Linked DNA regions of Homo sapiens: region 1 is linked to region 2. The links are chromatin contacts, found by Hi-C or POLR2A ChIA-PET in ENCODE. All regions are on one chromosome and are shown on one strand. The core of a region is the stretch at or near the end of the contact, and the rest is flanking DNA. Distances in the headings are between cores, read along the strand shown.

Region 1 (4,519 bases), core at 1,099-3,598, 320 kb after region 2:
AAAAATTAAAACATTTGAACTCATGGAGACAGAATGATGGTTACCAAAAGCTGGGAAGGGTAGCAGGGGAAAGGGAAGTGGGGATGTTTAATGGGTACAAAAACACAGTTAGAATAAGATCTAGTAAGTGATAGCACAACAGGGTGACTACAGTCAACAATAATTGTATATTTTATAATAACTTAAAGAGTATAATTGGATAGTGTGTAACACAAAGGAAGGATAAATGCTTGCAGTGATGGATACCCCATTCATGCATTGTATGCCTGTATCCAAAGATTTCTTTCTTTTTTTTTTTTTTGAGATGGAGTCTCGCTCTGTCGCCCAAGCTGTAGTGCAGTGGCGCGATCTCGGCTCACTGCAACCTCTGCCTCCTGGGTTCAAGCGATTCTCCTGCCTCAGCCTCCCAAGTAGCTGGGATTACAGGTGCGCACCACCATGCCTGGCTAATTTTAGGGTTTCACCATGTTGGCCAGGCTGGTCTCCAACTTCTGACCTCAGGTGATCCACCCACCTCAGCCGGCCCAAAGTGCTGGGATTACAGGTGTCAGCCACCATGCCCAGCCCAAATATTTCATGTATCCCATTAAATATATACACCTACTATACCCACAAAAATTTTTTAAATGTTTAAATGTTTTAAAAAGACACAAAGAGAAATTGACCACATTGCTTAAATGTGATACCACAAGGGAAGCCCGCTGAAACTTTAAGATGACCCTGACTCCACATCAAGTGCTAACAGAGGAAATGGTTTGTATTTTACAACTAGGACTAAAAATAAGACCCATTTTAAGAGCACTTTCCCCTGGAGAAAACACACATATCTTGAATTTAAAGATACATATGCAAATGCCTCAGGCCCCAGGTGGTCTTTACGGAAGCAGTCCCTGATCAGATCTCTCATCCACAGCCCACGTGCTTCTGCATTACAGAGGTGGGAAGACATCTGCAACAAATTTGGCGGTGCTTCTGCACTTCTGCTGGAGAGAAGGGCAGAAAAAAACCTTTACAGATGCAAAACAAGAAGGCTTCTCATTAGGCATTTGGATTAAGAACTATTGCTCAAGAAGCCCTGAGCAAGGCCTACAAGTTCTGATCTCTCTAACCTCCTCTCCTATGACTGTCCCCCTTGTCCATGGGCCTCTGCCATGCTGGCTTCCTTGACGCTCCGCCAACCCTTCAGACACACTCCCACCTCACGACCTTCCCGGGGGCTGTTCCCTCTACCTGGACGACTCTTCTCTCAGACCTCTCGTATCTTCAAGTCTCGGCTCAAATGCCACCTTTGCGAGGAGGAAAAAGATTTCTTTTCTTTCCCATGATATTTATCACCTCCTACTACACCGTATAATTTACTTAATTATCTATAATTCACCCCGTTTCTCCTTTCCCCCTCAAATAAGCTCCAGGAATGCAGAGATCTCTGTCCTGTTCACTGATGTCTATCACAAGCACTTAGTGCCTGACACACAGTAGGAGCTCGAGAAGTATTTTCTGAATGAATGAACAAATTTCTTGACCTGAAGATTCAGAAGAGTAAGAAGTGGGTGGAAAGGATGATGGTGAGGGGATGAGGAGAAAGAAGCGACAGCGGAGAATTCCCAAGGGAGAGACAAGCAGAGACTGGCTGAGGCCAGGCCGACCCCCTTTTCTCCCCGCAGCGCTGACGGGAGGCGGACGTAGGTGCAGGGCATCCCGCCAGCCGCACCCGAGGCACTCAGACGCAGGCAGCGGAGGCCGGCGGGCTTCTGGGCTCACTGAGAAAGTCCAGAGGCAGGACGGACCCACGCGGGCTCCGAGCAGGCCCCGTTGGGGGCTCCGACCCACGGCCCTACCCCTCCCAGCAGTGCCCACAACCCCAGGTCCTCTCCAGAATCCCCAGGGGCGTTCCGGGCCGCAATCCCTTCTCGGCTCGGGCCCCTCCACCAGCCTCCAGCGCTCGGGCCCTGCGCTCAGGCACCTGCCTGCCTGCGCCGGGGTCCCCATTCCGGCCCGCGCGGAGGCCCCAGCGCGCTCCTGCGGCCTCAGCCCGCCTGGCTGCCCCGTCGCCCGGCACAAGGGCAGGAAGCGCTCCGCGGCGCTCCCCGCTGCAAGGAAGGGGCTCCCGGCGCCCCTCGCCCCGGCCGCCCCTGCCCGACGCCCCGCCTGCGCGGCGCCCCCTCACCTCAGGGCGTACGTACGACACGAAGGAGGGCTTGGGGGCCTTGGTGCCGCCGCCACCGCCGACTACTCCTTTCCCCAGCATACCGCCGCCCTGGGAAGCAGCGACGCGCGGACGCAGAGGCGGCGGCTCGGGCTCCAGCTGGGGCAGCAGCGGCGGCCACCAGCACTAGCGGCTGGGGCTCCGCCCATCCCCAAGGCCGCGACCGCCGCGATGCCGCCCGCATCCGGCTCCGCCGCTGACACCGCTCGCCCCGCCCAGGCCCGTGGGCCCCGCCCATCCCGTGCGCGGGCCCAGAGAGCCGGGAGACCGCAACTGGAGGCCACGCCCCCCCATCACGTCAGGAGAGTTTGACCCGCCGAGATTCACCACCTTCCTGCGGCAGAGCCCGCCCTCATGCTTTCTCTGATTGGCCCGAGGCGCTGCCGGCCGAACCCCGCTCCCAACCCATTCTTGAGTGCACTTGGAGAGATGTTTCCTCCAACCAATCCAGAGAGCGTTCTCTCCGGACTTTCCAACGATTGGATGGCGAGGATAAAACCGTCGTCCAATGATCCTGCAGTCACCAAGTTGTCGTTAGCAGGGGTTCACGGCAGTCGTTTTCTTCCGTTTGCTTGTGTCTTTGGAATAAAACGTCCAAAAATGGGATGTATGGAATCTTGCTATAGGAGTTCCCAACTTACAGCGATGACGTTCAAGGTTTTTTATTTTATTATTATTTACTTTTGAGACGGAGTTTTGCTCTTGTCGCCCAGGCTGGAGTGCAATGGCGCGATCTCTGCTCATTGCAACCTCCGTCTCCCAGGTTCAAGCGATTCTCTTGCCTCAGCCTCCTGAGTAGCTGGGATTACAGGCGCCCGCCACTATATCCAGCTAATTTTGTGTGTGTGTGTGTGTGTGTGTGTGTGTGTCGTTCTGTCGCCCAGGCTTGAGTGCAATGGCGTAGTATAGGCTCACTGCAACCTCTGCCTCCCAGGTTCAAGCGATTCTCCTGCCTCAGCCTCCCGAGTAGCTGGGATTATAGGCGCCTGCCATCACACCCGGCTAATTTTTGTATTTTTAGTAGAGACGGGGTTTCACCATGTTGGCCAGGCTAGTCTCAAACCCCTAACCTCGTGATCCGCCCGCCTCAGCCTCCCAAAGTGTTGGGATTAGAGGCATGAGCCACCGCGCCATGCCGCTAATTTTTGTATTTTTAATGGAGACGGGGGTTTCACCATGTTGGCCAGGCTGGTCTCAAACTCCTGACTTCAGATGATCCACCCGCTTCGGCCTCCCGAAGTGCTGGGATTACAGGCGTGAGCCACCGCGCCCGACCTCAAGGTTTATTATTTTAAATGTAAACAAAAATGAGACAAACGATGACTCACGCCTCTAATCCCAGCACTTTGGGAGGCCGAGGCGGGTGGATCATCTGAAGTCAGGAGTTTGAGACCAGCCTGGCCAACATGGAGAAACCCTATCTCTACTAAAAATACAAAAATTAGCCTGGTGTGGTGGCGGGCGCCTGTAATCCCAGCTACTCGGGAGGCTGAGGCACGAGAATCGCTTGAACCAAGGTTGCAGTGAGCCAGGATCGCGCCACTGCACTCCAGCCTGGGTGGCAGAGCAAGACTGTGTCTCAAACAGAAAAAAAAAAGTGTCAAATCAAGTGTTAACAAGGCAGTGAGGAATAAGTTTGAGCGTTTGATAATAAAAGACTTTGTCAACTTCATTTTTCCAAACCTTTCCCTTCTTTGTGTTTCCAACAGGAAGAATATCAAGAGCCCTTAAGAGACTTCTATTTACTCTACGAAGTTATTGATAAAACCCTCATTTTTTAGTCAAGATTGCAAAGAAAATTCATTTCAGTTCTACATTTGGTGCCAAGCGTTGTTAGTTGCAGATAAATAAGATAGAATCCAGCTCTTAAGAAATTCAATCTAGTGGAAAAAAACATAAATATTTGCAGTTAATTTTTTAGGCGTCAGGCACTGTGCTAAGTACTCTCATTGGTGACCTTGATTTTTACCCTCTTAATCTCCATGTGCTCCCCCTTCCCAAATACACTCCAAGTAAATATAAAATCTTAGTGAAAACAAATGTGCTTGCTTTTGCAAACATAGTTTCAACGCAAGTCCTGCAGCTCCGTTTCCAGCTAGATTGCCACCTGTAAGCCAATATTTGGTATAGCTGTGCTGCAGCCGCCTCTGAGTTTCCTTATCCCAGTTTCCAGGTGACAAAACAGAGATGCAAGTAATTTGCCCAGGTCTCACAACTAGTCACTGAGAGAGCTGGGATTTCAACCCGGGTTTGTCTCATTCGAAATCCCAAGTTCTTAACATTATAATTATACAAATTAGAAAGGAGCACAAT
Region 2 (4,362 bases), core at 363-2,862:
ATGAGTGAGAACATGGAGTATTTGACTTTGTGTCCTGAGTTATTTCACTGAAGGTAATGGCCTTTGGTTCCATCCATGTTGCTGCAAAAGACATGATTTAATTCTGTTTTATGGCTGAGGAGTATTCTGTGGTATATACCACATTTTCTTTTCTTTTTTTTTTTTTTTTTTTGAGACGAAGTCTCACTCCGTCACCCAGGCTGGAGTGCAGTGGCGCGATCTTGGCTCGCTGCAGCCTCTGCCTCCTGGGTTCAAGCAATTCTCCTGCCTCAGCCTCCCAAATAGCTGGGACTATAGGCACACGCCACCATGTCCAGCTAATTTTTTGTATTTTTAGTAGAGAGGGGGTTTTACCATGTTGGCCAGGCTGGCCTCGAGCTCCTGACCTCTAGTGATCTGCCTGCCTCGGCCTCCCAAAGTGCCGGGATTACAGGCATGAGCCACCACACCTGGCCTGGTGTATACCACATTTTCTTTATCCAGTCAGCCATTGATAGACACTTAGGTTGATTCTGTATCTTTGCTATTGTGAATAGTGCAGGGCGGGGCCTTCTTTGTCTTTGTTTCCCGTCTTAGCTCAGTGCCTTGTAGGTATTTATTAATCAAGGCCCCAAGAATACTAGTCCTGGGAGATGGGACCCTGAAGTTCCTGCCTCAGTTCTGCCATCCCCAGCACTGTGGCCTTCAGGTTGCTGCGGCCTTTCTCTGGCCTTCTGTTTTCTCACCTATAAACTGAGCATTTTGGTCTGATGACTAAGGGACTTCCAGCTCTGACATTATGCTCACCCATTTCTTACTGATCATTCTGAATAAGAAGGGGTAAGCAAACGGTTTCAGAAAAGGTTTGCAACTAGCGCCGGAGTATTTACGGCAGCAAGATTCTGGTTGGATTGTGTCTTCTCACATATGGGGCAAAGTTGCTGTTATAAAGTTTTATTTTTGGTTCCAGCAGTAATGAGGTCATTTAAATGCTGTGAGACAGCTCCCTTTAATGTACCGCTCCTGTTTTGGTAAATAAATCCCTTCGTTGGCTTCAGTGAAGGGATACATGTGTGAACTCACGCAGTAATTGGCAGTTTACAGGAAAGGGTAACACTCCAACAACATTAGTGCAGAAGTCCATAGCATCCAGTTTTTCAGGGTTTGGCTTTTTCTCAATAGGCTGACAAAGTCTTGTTGCCCTTTAAGCTAATGTAAAAGAAAACAAATGCCCAAACCATCTGTCTAGACAGGGTCTGTTGCAGAACTCGGTCTCTCCAACTGGACCAGGGTTCACACAATGAACACTGGCAAACAGACAGATCTCCCATCTGTGTGAGCTTCTTAACCTCAGTCGCAAGGACCATCATGGAACTGTAAGATTAGCGGATAAACATTCTATATTTGTTCATTCAGTGCTATTTATGGGATATTATAATGTGGTAGACACTGTTCTAATTGCTAGAGAACTAGTTGGTAAACAAGACAGACAAGGTTCTTATCTCACAGCATTTATAGCATACCACAAACAATAAATAAGCAAATCCACAAATCACAGTGTCAGAAGCTGATGAGTCAATGAAATAAAACAGGGTGAAGTGAAAGCTGGCCGGGCAGTGTCATGGGCAGGGGGCTGGTTGATGTTGGGTGTCAGAGCAGGAAGATCTCAGTAAAGAGGCGATGTTTGAGCTGAGGATTGAGTGTCAGAAAAGGGCAGCCCTGCATAATCCGGGGCAGAATGTTCCCAGGGAAGAACCAGCAAAGCATCTGCCCTCAGGCAGGAATGACAGAGTGTTCCATGAGAAAGACACTGGGCACCAGGAGATGATTCAGGAGGTGTGGGCAGGGCTGGTTACAGAGGTTCGCATATGCCACCTTGGAGTTTGAACCTTATTCTCGGTCCTGTGGGAAGTTGTTGGAGGGCTTATGCTGAGTGCATCACAGCCTATGTTTTTTAAACCTTCCCCTTGGATGTTTGATGGAGGATAATGGATTGTAGGAGGTGAAATTTAAAAGGGAGACCAAACTGGAGGCTATTGTGGTCACCCAAGCTAAAGATGCTGGTCACTTTGACGGGGGAGGTTAGGGAGAGGAGAAGGCCAAAGTCGGTGGATCTGGCATCTATTTCGGAAGTAGACTCTACAGATGGTGCTCGTGGTTCAGATGTGGGAGATTAAACAGAAGGAATCAAAGATACTTCACGGACTTTTGGCTTGTGGATCATCTTTAGCCTGAGTAGAGGATAATGCTGTTTGCATTGAGATGGGAAAGCCAGGAGTAAGAGAGGAAAAAAGTCCAGTTTTGATTGTACTAAGGTGTATATCAGATACCCAAGTGGAATTGTTAAGGAGGCAGTTGGAAATATCCTTAATATCGTTATATTTAAGTTGGCCTGTTAGATTTTGGCCAGTACAAGTTTTAGCCTAGTAAATATCAGACACTGATTTATTTTTTACTGAACGTTGCTGTAGGCAAATACCTTTAAAACTGACAATTGTGGGCCCGGCACGGTGGCTCACGCCTGTAATCTCAGCACTTTGGGAGGCCGAGGTGGGCAGATCACCAGTGGTCAGGAGTTCAAGACCAGCCTGGCCAATATGGTGAAACCTTGTCTCTGCTAATAATACAAAAATTAGCTGAGTGGATGTGGTGGTGTGCACCTGTAATCCCAGCTACTCGGGAGGCTGAGGCAGGAGAATCACTTGAACCCAGGAGGCAGAGGTTGCAGTGAGCCAAGATTGTGCCATTGCACTTCAGCCTAGGTGACAGAGTGAGACCCTGTCTCGAAAGAAAAAAACAAAACAACAACAAAAAAAACTGCTAACATTTACTTCTTGTTGCTTGTGTCTTCCTTTGTAGTCCTCTGAACTCCCTTCATTAGATGATCAGAAATTCCAAGGTGAGGAAACTTGCATTAATTTCTTTGGACACTCCCCTCCTATCTCCTACTTTCAATTAAAAAAAAATTATGTTATCGGATAAAAGTGAAAAAGAAGGTCTGTTTCTTGAGTAGTGTAGTTGGGGGCTGTATTACAGATTAGTGATTTCTGCCCTCTGAAGCCAGTTTTATTTGTTAAGTGTTTTGCATGACTTTATTTTTAACGAGTTTTGTGGTTTGGGGCTGGGGGCAGGCAAGTGGAGTGGAAATGTGGGTGCTCTTGATGGAAAGTGTCTTGAACTCTTCTGTCAGTATATATATATATACATTTGAGCTGATATTGTATTCCCATGAACATCGTTTTGCATGTTTCTTGTCACATGTCCTACTTCTAAAAGTATTTAAAAATTAGAAAGGAATGTACCTAGTATTGTCACATCCTTTGTTAACCATACTTACATGTTTTGTTTAACAAAGAGGAGGGGAAAAGGAGAAAAGAATGGTGGTGTAAACTAGTAAGGGGGATGGATAGGTTTTTACTAATTTGCGCTAAAACCCAAATAGATTTTCTTATTTCTGGACTCTAAGAATGGTCCTTGTTGCTCTTGGGAAAGAGGTTCACAGCTTTTCTGTCCTGGGGGAGGAAGAAACACTCATCTTCTAGACCCCAGCAGCCAGAGCATATCTTCCACGGAAAAAAACAGCCAGCATCCTTCTCTCAAGTGTGCCTCTTCCATGGAAAAAAAAAAAAAAAGCCACCATCCTACTCTCGCGTGTGCCGTGAGGCCGCCACAGGGCTGCTCCCTATGCTGGCGTGGGAGGCCCAGAAAGCCAGGACAACATCCAGTCAGCACATCCCTGATTCTGTTCTTTTCAATGGTATCCACTAGGCCATCGGGCCCCATTGGAAGTGTTGAAAGTTGCCATCTTGGTGGTTGCACTGCTCCTCAAGGATGGCTTTTTGGAAGTAGTAGAGCCATGAGAGACTTCGAAGGCCAGGGAGGATGTTTCTGAATGGGGAAGGGAAAGGTGTTCCAGAGGTCAGAGGCAGCAAACCAAAAACCATAGAGTCCAAAATGAGGTGATTGGATGAAATAGAGATCATTGACAAGTTCATGAACTACTGTGGTAAGCCAGTGACTTCTGAAGTTACATTTGGCCAGACAGGCTTCATTTGACTGTGGTCAGGGGATGGAGGAGACAGTTGGCACCAGCGTCTGTTCCTGGGATAGCGGAGCCCCACCGAACAGCACGCTACCCGAAGGAGTGTGGGATCCAACAGGTCTCTGTCTGCTAATAATTTCCCCAGACATTCCTATTGCTGCACATCAATGACTGCCCAACATCTGTTTTTTTTACTGTTGCATAAAGTTTCATTTCAGTTTCTGACTGTGTATTTCAGATTTTCTAAATGCCACACATTCTTTCTCCTTTGCAAGCAGCTTGAACAGGCAGGTTGCCTATTTCTAGGGGGATGGTGGCTTTGTCCATGTTGTACCTTAACG

Evidence for each region. Hi-C counts contacts between places; a loop is a spot of excess contacts on that map. ChIA-PET counts read pairs that join two places held with the same protein, here RNA polymerase II (POLR2A). Pooled maps may share reads with other maps.
Region 1: a map of OCI-LY7 shows a loop between it and region 2 (2.0-fold over the local background). The contact joins the promoter of MTMR12 here to the enhancer-like site in region 2. A Hi-C loop is called at or near these places in 2 of 168 maps with a recorded cell type or tissue (OCI-LY7 and psoas muscle), 3 of 37 single-sample maps with no recorded cell type and 4 of 50 pooled maps. POLR2A ChIA-PET finds 5 or more read pairs at or near these places in 1 of 52 experiments (CD4-positive, alpha-beta T cell).

What each region holds. Positions count from the first base shown.
Region 1 is chr5:32,310,591-32,315,109 of GRCh38, forward strand. It overlaps MTMR12 (myotubularin related protein 12), which reads right to left and starts at 2,349. Exons shown (of 16, transcript NM_001040446.3): 1 at 2,168-2,349. The coding sequence starts at 2,248. RefSeq lists silencers at 1,678-1,817, 1,888-2,677 and an enhancer at 2,768-2,817.
Region 2 is chr5:31,989,269-31,993,630 of GRCh38, forward strand. All of the region lies in intron 3 of PDZD2 (PDZ domain containing 2), which reads left to right. Among named protein-coding and RNA genes, the nearest start is that of MIR4279, 55 kb to the left of the region's middle. Within about 2 kb of position 1,613, at least 2 of the 41 ENCODE cell types and tissues checked have a DNase peak (open chromatin) inside an H3K27ac peak, as active enhancers do.